Linked DNA regions of Homo sapiens: region 2 is linked to region 1. The links are chromatin loops, found by intact Hi-C in ENCODE. Cell type or tissue: endothelial cell of umbilical vein. All regions are shown on one strand. Each heading gives the region's core, and the rest is flanking DNA. Links, peaks and the distances in the headings are about the cores only.

What was found. A loop is a pair of places that touch in the nucleus more often than their neighbours do. Peaks named below come from ENCODE experiments on the same cell type or tissue, not always from the same donor. Only the 100,000 strongest peaks of a DNase experiment are listed, where the experiment ranks them.
Region 2: it touches region 1 in a loop (6-fold over the local background); 1 of 110 quality-filtered maps calls a loop at or near these places.

Annotation. Positions count from the first base shown.
Region 1 is chr7:15,918,988-15,923,972 of GRCh38, forward strand. No RefSeq gene overlaps it. Among named protein-coding and RNA genes, the nearest start is that of LINC02587, 230 kb to the left of the region's middle. In endothelial cell of umbilical vein, for the core only: no CTCF peak of the experiment used is centred there; DNase peaks (open chromatin) are centred at 2,284, 2,924 and 3,174; H3K27ac peaks cover 606 bases.
Region 2 is chr7:15,705,080-15,710,064 of GRCh38, forward strand. All of the region lies in intron 1 of LOC101927558 (a long non-coding RNA gene), which reads left to right. Among named protein-coding and RNA genes, the nearest start is that of LINC02587, 19 kb to the left of the region's middle. In endothelial cell of umbilical vein, for the core only: no CTCF peak of the experiment used is centred there; a DNase peak (open chromatin) is centred at 2,662; H3K27ac peaks cover 1,650 bases.

The DNA of each region.
Region 1 (4,985 bases), core at 376-4,375:
TGAGCTCCAAGTACAGAGCATTCTCATATACCCCTTCCCATTTCCCTTATTATTAACAGCTTGCATTAGTGATGTACAGTTGCTACAGTTAATGAGCCAACAGTGATACGTTATTCTTGACTGAAGTCCATAGTTTACATTAAGGTTCACTCTTTGTATTGTATATTCTGTGGGTCTAGGCAAATGTTAATGACATGGAACCACCATTACAGTATCATACAGAATAGTTTCACTGCCCTAAAAATCCTGTGTTCCACCTATTTATTCTTCCCTTCTCCCAAACCTTGGAAACTGCTGATCTTTTTTACTGTCTCCACCTGCCTTTTCCAGAAAGCCATATAGTTGGAATCATACAGTATGTAGCATGTTCAGATTGACTTGTTACCGTATCAGCGTTTACGTTTTCTTCATGTCCCTTGTTTGTTTGATAGCTCATTTTTTAAAAATCACTGAATAATCTTCCATTGTATAAGAGGCCATAGATTTGTATTTCACCTTTGTAGCCTTACCACATCGCTCAGAGTATTACATAAATGTTCATTAAATTAATAGATACACAAGTAGATACATATACATGGATGAATGACTGAATAAACAGTGAACGAGTTTTAATGACTTATTGAATATAAAGTGAAAGTATGCAATCCTATAAAACGACTAAAGTGACTATATTATTTTCTTGCTGTCACTGAAAGCACGCAATGGATGTCACTCAGGATTTCTAGGTTCATTCTGGGTTCTGGCTTGCATTGAACTGGTTTGTGTTAGATCCCAAGGCCAAAGGAATAAACTGAACTGAAAAAGTCGGTATACCTAAATGACTCCTGGCCACATCAGAAATCGCCTTAAACTGCTAGGAAGTGTATAATTCATCTTCACAGATTCACAGTACTTTGAGTTTCATTACTGTTGAGTTTTGTTGTCAATTTTAAAAACAGTTAAAAGGTAAAAAACATGTAATACTTATGAAGCTTCTTCAGGGCACAATTTCAGGCTGAGTAATATCATTTCTCTGTCCTATAGCTGAATGGCTGAGATCAGAGGATTTGCTTCAGTTACCCTTTTATCTCACCCTCTTTTTTGTTGAAAAGATTAACTTTCAGTAGCACTTAATATTTATGAATGAAATTATACCAAATAGAGAATTCAAAATAATTTTGAGAGGTCTTATGGGAAAAGGAAAAAGATTGGTCCCAAGATGATAACTGTTGAAGCTGAGTAACAGAGATAAGAAAGTTTATTATATTCTCTACATTTGTATATGTTTGAATTTTTCCATAGTTAAGAAAACTCATTTTATAAAATACTGATAAAAAGAATGTCAACATAATTTGTTGTTATTGTTATTGTCATTGTTGTTGAGACAGAGTCTCGCTCAGTCACTCAGGCTGGAGTGCAGTGGTCCGATCTCAGCTCATCGCAACTTCTGCCTCCCAGGTTCAAGCGATTCTAGTGCCTCAGCCCCCCAAATAGCTGGAATTACAGGTGGCACACTACCATGCCCGGCTAATTTTTGTATTTTTAGTAGAGACGAGGTTTCACCATGTTGGCCAGGCTGGTCTCGAACTCCTGGCCGCAAGTGATCCACCCATCTCGGCCTCCCAAAGTGCTGGGATTGCAGGTGTGAGCCACTGCACCCGGCCAACATATTTTTTAAATAACTACGTTATAAATGTAAACTGAAAGTCGTTTTAATCTCATGTCAAATCAGAATTTTTGATACCCCTAAAATACCTAATACCCTAAAAATCTGTGTGAATTAAGCAGCTTCAGACCTTTACATTGCCTAAGTTGCTTCTCTCTCTCTCGCTCTGCCTCCATATATATATATATTATTATGTAATTATATTATATTATACATATCTCTCTTCACATATATATATCTCCATATATATTACTACAAACAGTTAATATATTACTATTAAAAAGTTAGTATAAAATATATACTATAAGAAAGTTGCAAGACGAAATATTTGAATAGTCTCATAAAGCTGTCAGCATATAATATGATTTCGGCTGCATTTTTTCGTGGTGACTTCAGAGAAGATACATGAAACATTATCTGATATGCAACCTCACGGTAAATAATTTCGTTTATTCTCAAATTATTGGTATACCACAAATAGGAAGGATTCCCCTTCCCCCACTTTTGGCAATCCTTAAATAAACTGCAAATTCATGTCACCATCTGGCTGGCAATGGACACAGGCAGATTAATCATTTCCTTTTTGAATAATAAAAAAAGTTCCCTTCAAAATGCCCCCAAAATATTGGATAGGAAAGAAAAACATGAAAGTTTTATTTACAATTTCAAATGGTTTGCAACACACGAAACCCTGCAACGGAAACTTGCTTTGCTCAAGCTGGCATTACACAGTTTGATTTCTTATTGATAAACATATATATTATGCCTACAAGAAATGTCATTTATTAAAAGAATGATACAAAAAATTGAACTTTTGGTTTTCAGAAAGCACAGATTGCTCAAACACAGCATCTTAGTTCCCCAGGAGGCTCCACTCAGTGCCTCCCAACACCTCTCACTTCAGTCTCCCGCTTTTTCATTCTTCTCTTCCTCACTGTTTATAATAATAATTTGTAACACATTTATCATCGTTGGTAAAGTAAATCATTGAAACCTGAATTGCCGCCACCTTGCTGTTGAACATGGAAAAGAGCTGAAATCCCTTTGAAATAACCTGTATCACTTGGTTGATATTTTTTTCCTGCCCGTAGCAATGTTACTTTGGTTTTGTTGTTTTGAAGCTTTTTGATTTTTTTTTGCTACACATTTTGATGTTTGACTAATAGAAAAATATTTCCTTATTTTCTTAGTCATTACTATGCCAAGTGATTCATTTCTTCTCTGCCTTTTTTTTGTAGCCTCAGGCATTCTTAGTGGTGTCACTAAATTTATCTTGCAGATGTTAAAAAAGAATCCCCACTAGAATCCTAGTATGTAGACTTTTATAGTGTTATGAAACATGCCTATTTTTAAATATTTAATTAATATTTTAATGTGGTATAAATAACAGCATCTCTGAAGCCATTGCCATTCCCAGGAGTCAGGGGAGGCTATACAGAACACTGTCCTGTTACAATAATTTTCTAATGATTTGGATTATAGTCATTGCTTCCTTTTTCTGCTGTTATAATAATTTGACCCCTGACCCATACCAACTTCCTAGTCATCTATTCAGTTTTTATTTATTTATTCAATAAATATCTCTTGACCACTACTTTTTTGCCATGCACTGAGTTAAACATTGTTAACTATTAGTTTAATACATTGTTAATACATTCAAGTAGCTCACACATCCTGAGGGCTGTCTTTGTTCAAAGAGTGTTTATAGACAAGAAAAATGGGAGTAACAATGTCCTTCTGTGACATAAGCATAATTGGAAAAAAAAGTAAAAGTATAAACAAGAGAGCTTTGGAAAGAAAAGAAGGTTCTGAAACATTTTAGATTGGGAGCAAATATTTGGATTTGAACACCAGGCTTTCTAGCTTTTGACAAAATTCAAAATCCTTTTACATGAAAATCCCTCAACAAAGTAGGTAGAGAAGGACTTTACCTCAACATTAAAAAGGTCATGTATTAAATATATATGTGTGTATATATATATACATATACACACATACATACATATATCTCACAGCTGATATCATACTCAATGGTGAAAAACTGAAAGATTTTCCTATGAGAAATAAGGCATGATTGCCCCATTCTCCACCACTTCTATTCAACAGAGTACTGGAAGTCCTCGATATAACAATCAGGCAAAAAAGAAATAAAAGTCATCCAAATTGAAAAGGAAAAAGCAAAATTATCTCTGTTTGCAGATGACATGACCTTACACATTGAAAATGTCAAAGACTCCACCAAAAAAAAAAAACCTGTTAGAATTAAGAAATGCAGCAAAGTTGTTGATTCAAAATCAACATACAAGTATCAGTTGCATTTCCGCACACTATCAAAGAACTGTTCAAAAAAGAGATTAAGAAAGCAATCCTGGTCAGGCACGGTGGCTCACACCTGTAATCCCAGCACTTTGGGAGACCGAGGTGGGTGGATCACGAGGTCAGGAGATGGAGACCATCCTGGCTAACATGGTGAAACCCTGTCTCTACTAAAAAAATACAAAAAATTAGCTGGGCGTGGTGGCGGGCACCTGTAGTCCCAGCTACTTGGGAGGCTGAGGCAGGAGAATGGCATGAACATGGGAGGCGGAGCTTGCAGTGAGCCGAGATTGCACCACTGCACTCCAGCCTGGGTGACAAAGCGAGACTCCGTCTCAAAAAAAACAACAACAACAAAATAAGAAAGCAATCCTATTTACAATACCCTCAAAAAGAATGCAAATTTATGAACAAACTTAACGAAGGAAGTGGAAGTCCTTGTACACATGAAACTAGAAAATATTGATGAAAAAAATTAAAACACAAATAAATGGAAAGACGGCTGGGCGTGGTGACTCACATCTGTAATCCCAGCACTTTGGGAGGCTGAGGTGGGTAGATCACCTGAGGTCAGGAGTTTGAGACCAGTCTGGCCAACATGGTCAAACCCTGTCTCTATTTAAAAAAAAAAAAAAATTAGCTGGACTTGGTGGTGGGCACATATAATCCCAGCTACTTGGGAGGCTGAGTCAGGAGAATCACTTGAACTTGGGAGGCGGAGGTTGCATTGAGCTGAGATCACGCCATTGCACTCCAGCCTGGGAAACAGAGGGAGACTCTGTCTCAAAATAAATAAATAAATAAAATAAAATAAAAATAAATGGAAAGACATCCCATGTTCATGAATTGGAAGAATAAATATTGTTAAAAGTGTTCATACCATCCAAAGCAATCTACACATTTAATGCAACCTCCATCAAAATCCCATTGACATTTTTTACAGAAAAAGAAAAAACAATCCTAAAATCCAAATGAAACTACAAAAGACTCCAAACAGCCAAAGCAATCTTGAGAAAGAACAAAG
Region 2 (4,985 bases), core at 613-4,612, 210 kb before region 1:
TTACTGATTTATCTGAGAGATAATTTACATATAAAGCACGTATATTCCACTACTATGTTTAGTGCAAATAAAAATTATGAAATCAATTTAATAATTTATTTCTATAGTGAAAATCCCAGGGTAAAAATCAACAAATATACTTTGAAAGATAAAATGTATTTCTATACATTTGTGAAACAGGGACCAGTGCTTACTTCAGTAGGCAATAAAGCATACACAGATTATTACACTCACCAGCATTTGGTTATATTGGTTCTTGTTTGAAATAAGTGACAACTGTTTATCAAAACATATTTTTCTGGTTCAACTTTTCCCATATAGACTTCATAATTTTATTTTAAGTACATATAAATTATATATAAATGATTACCAAAACATTTCAGGTTTGTATGTTAGGTTTAATTACTAAACACTAATCTAGCTGTGCAAGAAAATTGTTAATCATCTAATAATTCAAGTAAAATAAAACTAGATAAATTCCCACTGGAAGATCTAATGAGGTGCTCAGTCATAAAGGTATAGACAGATTTTAAAAGTATAGGCAGATTCCTCTCCCGAGAAAACTTGTTGGATTTCTAGGAAGACAAGATTTACACATATATACAAGAATATATATAGTTTTCTGTAATTCATAAATTGAGGGAGGGAGGAGAGTATAAAGAGCCAGAAAGAGAGAAATAGAGACTTTACATGTTAGAGTGGCCTGCAAAAGGTGTATGGGAAGATAAAACAACACAAATTAGAAAAGCGTTTGAAATTTCATTTGGAGAGGATGCTTGTGTGTTGTTTGAGGCAGAAAGTTAGGTAAGAATTATCAGTTGATTGTATTTTAGGATTGAAAAAGTAGTTATTGGTGGCCATGCAGTCCATGCCCCTGGGAGTAGGAGATGTTGTTGTATTTGACAGAATTAGAAATATCAAAAAGGATCTAGCTAGAGAGGAAAGTGGTGAGTGCTTATGTATTATGTATTTAATACATACAATTCAAGTGGATGGTTGCATATTGAATATATTCCTTTATTTGATGAGTTGGAATTTGCATTAGAAGTAAGGATAAAATTAAGGCTTGATTGTCAAATGATGATTAAGACTATGATTTTAAATAAGCTTTCTGAGATGGCACAGAGTGACAGTACAAAAATAATGCTCCTCCTGGAGGTAGTCTCACTCTCAGGAAGAAAGAAAAGGATGAAACCTCATAAGGAAGGTTTGTCAGAGAAATGATTAGAGAAGCAAGGAGCAAGCAAGCACAATATCCAGAAAGCCACGAGGAGAGAAAAATTCTGGAAATGGGTAATGAAGAGATTCAAGTAGAGATATTGTGGAAGATAATATTTGGGAAAGGCCTCAGGGAAGGATGTGGATAACAGTATAGAGAATGTTTCATTAGAGCAGCAGAGGACCCAGAAAACAGCAAGAAAAGAGAAGATAGATGCAGGGCTTATCAGAAATCTAGATACGAACAGGAAAAAAAGTAATGCAGCTATCTAAAAGAGAACCAACGACAATGAAAATGTTTTTGCTATTGTTTATTTGCTTTGTCTTAAGAAATAATGCTTAAGATAATTAAGTTGAAGAAAAGAAAGTGATTATGTTGTCATCACTTGGTACATGTCTGGGCTCAGTATATATTGAGTGGATAATTGAGAAATAGTTGGAAATGGCAAAAATTATGAAAACGGTTATATTTTTGGAAGTTACAGAGGGTGAATACAAGTGGAGAATTTCCTTTAAATGAAAAGAGAGAGAGAGAGACATGCTACTTTAAAAATAATGTGGCCAGGTGCGGTGGCTCACACCTGTAATCCCAGCACTTTGGGAGGCTGAGGCAGGCGGATCATAAGGTCAGGAGTTCAAGACCAGCCTGGCCAACATGGTGAAACCCTTTCACTATTAAAAATACAAAAATTATCTCGGCTTGGTGGCGGGCGCCTGTAATCCCAGCTACTCAGGAGGCTGAGGCAGGTGAATCCTTTGAACCTGGGAGGCGGAGGTTGCAGTGAGCCGAGATGGCACCATTGTACTCCAGCCTGGGTGACAGGGTGAGACTTTTTCTCAAAAAAAAAAAAAAAAAAGAAAAGTAAAAATCTTGATTTTTTTTTTCCCTATGCTGGGATGGGATTATAGAGTTTTGAAAAAATTATCACTTTGGTATTAAATAATAATATGTTGCTTGGCAGTCTTGGTTTCTCTGATCCATGTATATTTCTCTTTTTGACCTTACTATTTTAAAGATGCTTGAATTTGGTACATATAGCATTCTCCTTATGTATCTGTAATTAAATCTAAAATAAATAATAAAATCAATAATACATAACCCAATAGCTAAATTTTCTGCTATGTAATTCTGTAATAGAAATATGCACATCAAGTTTCTGACCAATAAGAACTTGGTAAAGAAAGCTAACTAAATATTTATCTCATTAGGATTTCAGGAAATTGTTACACATCCAATTTTAGGTACATATCAGAATACAGTGCTAAGCACTACAAGTCATGAATTTTACAAAAGATTTACTCTTTCATACAAATATGTAATTTACTTTGTTAACTTTAAACCACTTCAGCGTCTTTCTAAGAATGTATTCATTTGGAATTGACCAGTGAGTTCTGTCAAGCAACATTCATATTTGTTCAAACATTAGGACAATGCATTTTCCCAATATTATCTTACAGGAAACAGGATGCCATAGTTTGAATCATTGAATCTTTACATAGTCTGATATGGCTCATTCTCTCAGTTACTTTATTTTTAGCTTTAAACCACTATTCAGAGAGACATGTTAATCTGAAACAATGTCAATTAATGCTTTTAATGTTTATGATTATTATACATTTATGATTAAAAAGGAGAAACAAATTTTAATAAATTTTTAAAAATTTTCCCCAGGAAATTACCTCAGAATAACAAGTGTTAGTTTAGGATGCTGTAAAGAAATCTTATAAAGATTACTTAAAAATAGGGAATGGTGAAGTTGTGAGATCAAGCATATATAAATTTCAGGAAAAACGAAATGTTAATATTTTGTAAATTGGTATAAGAATTGAGACAAAATATTGAGTGAGATAATTATGCAGCTCTGTGTCTCTTTTAAAAGGAGGTGAGGTTTATGTACTCTTGAAAACTGCCTTGGAACACTCAAGACATGACTCCAGTATGGACCGTGAATGAATCAACTGATGTTGAAGATGCATATTAAGGGAGTAAATTGTTTCCTATGACTTCTATAACAAATGACAGCAAACTGTGTAACTTAATAGGATTTGATTCTGTGACAGTTCTTGAGGCTAGAAGTCTGAAATCAAGGTGTTGGCAGAGTCATGCTCCCTTTGTTGGCAGAGGGGAAATATCCTTGGTTGCGTCTTCCTGGCTTCTGGGGGTTGCTAGAAATCCCTGGTGTTCTTTGATAGCAGCTACATCCCCCTGCCTCCATGGTTACATAGCCTTGATTACTGTGTTTCTCTTCTTATAACGACACCAGTCATACTGAATTTAGAGCCCACTCTAATCTTATATGGCCTCAACTTAACTAATTATCTCTGTAAATACAATATAAAGCTATGAAAACTAATATATGAGAAGGAATCAATAGAACACCAATGAAGCATGCTATACCTACTTCATCAACTGAAGGTAATGAAAATTCCTATGGAAGGAAAATTACTACTATAATGAAAATTACATGAGAAATTGAAAGCCAAGGGACTGAGGTCATTGAAAACCCTGACCAATGTTTTACAACCTTTGAAATAAAAATCTAACTATAATACATGATATAGGAGGATTCTCCACTAGAGTTCACACACTTAAAGTAAGTAAAATAGATACAAGGCATTTGACTTTTATTCACCACACCTGCTCAATAGGAAAATTTCAGGGTCTGCCGCTGCTGGAATTTCTATGAGATTTTTAAAAAATGTATTTGCTTTGGGCATAAAATCTTCAGATTTAACAAGTTATAATTATTTACACTCACTTTATGCGCAGAATAATTTGAAAGCTTGAGTAACTTTTTTAGTGCAGAATTTGCTCTGCCCAAGTTAAGTTCCTGCCCCAAAACCAGGGTTAATCAGCCAATGTTTCACATTCAGTTTAGTCCATTCTTACTGAGACATACACAGGTAGTTCTAACAAACAGTTTATTCTAGAATCTTCCATTTCTCTTAGCCATAAAATTCTACCATTTGTCAAATTTTAGAAAGTTCATCTCGTAAATATATCTTGGCTCTTTCTTTTTTCTGTTCATAGTTATCTCTATAGCTGAGTCTGTAAAATAACTTCTATATTCTTTTGTTTCTAGCTTAGGATTCTTCAAATCCAACCTACATGTTACTACCAGAAGAATAAAACCCAAATCTGGTTATGATTTCTTATACATATATAAAATGCACACACACTGCCTGGCATATATAAAGATCCTACTTTAAGGTAGCAGAATGTTTCTGTCTTTTAAAATCCACTTCCTAAATTGCTGCAATGCCTCCTCAATACCTTGACAATGAAAATTCTTTGCCTGATGAATTGATTGGGTGAATTCACTGCTAAGAAACCCAGACTCAAAGTGGCTTAACAAGAAGAACATTTTAAATCTCACCTCACATGAAGCTTAGAACAAGCGTTGGGTTCTAGTTTCTAATACCTCAAGTTTCCAGCCCTGCTTCTCAGGTTTACTTGACTCTGCCTGTAACCCAGTATCAGCTAATTATTCTCAGTCTGGCTTCTCTTATGGAGCAGCAACCATGAAACATACCTCTCACCATCCATCTGGTTGCAGAAAAGATTTTTCTCTTTTCCATGGAGTTGAAGAAAGTTTCTCCTTGATTTAAATTTGCTTAGATTCATCTACTCCTGAGCCAATCATAAAAGAAGGAATAAAATTACTATGATAGTTTTATTAATATCTGGAGAATAATTATCTAGTACATAATGAATATTGAAGAGTCAATTGCATATTTCATGTAACATATTCGATTTTTGCATGTTA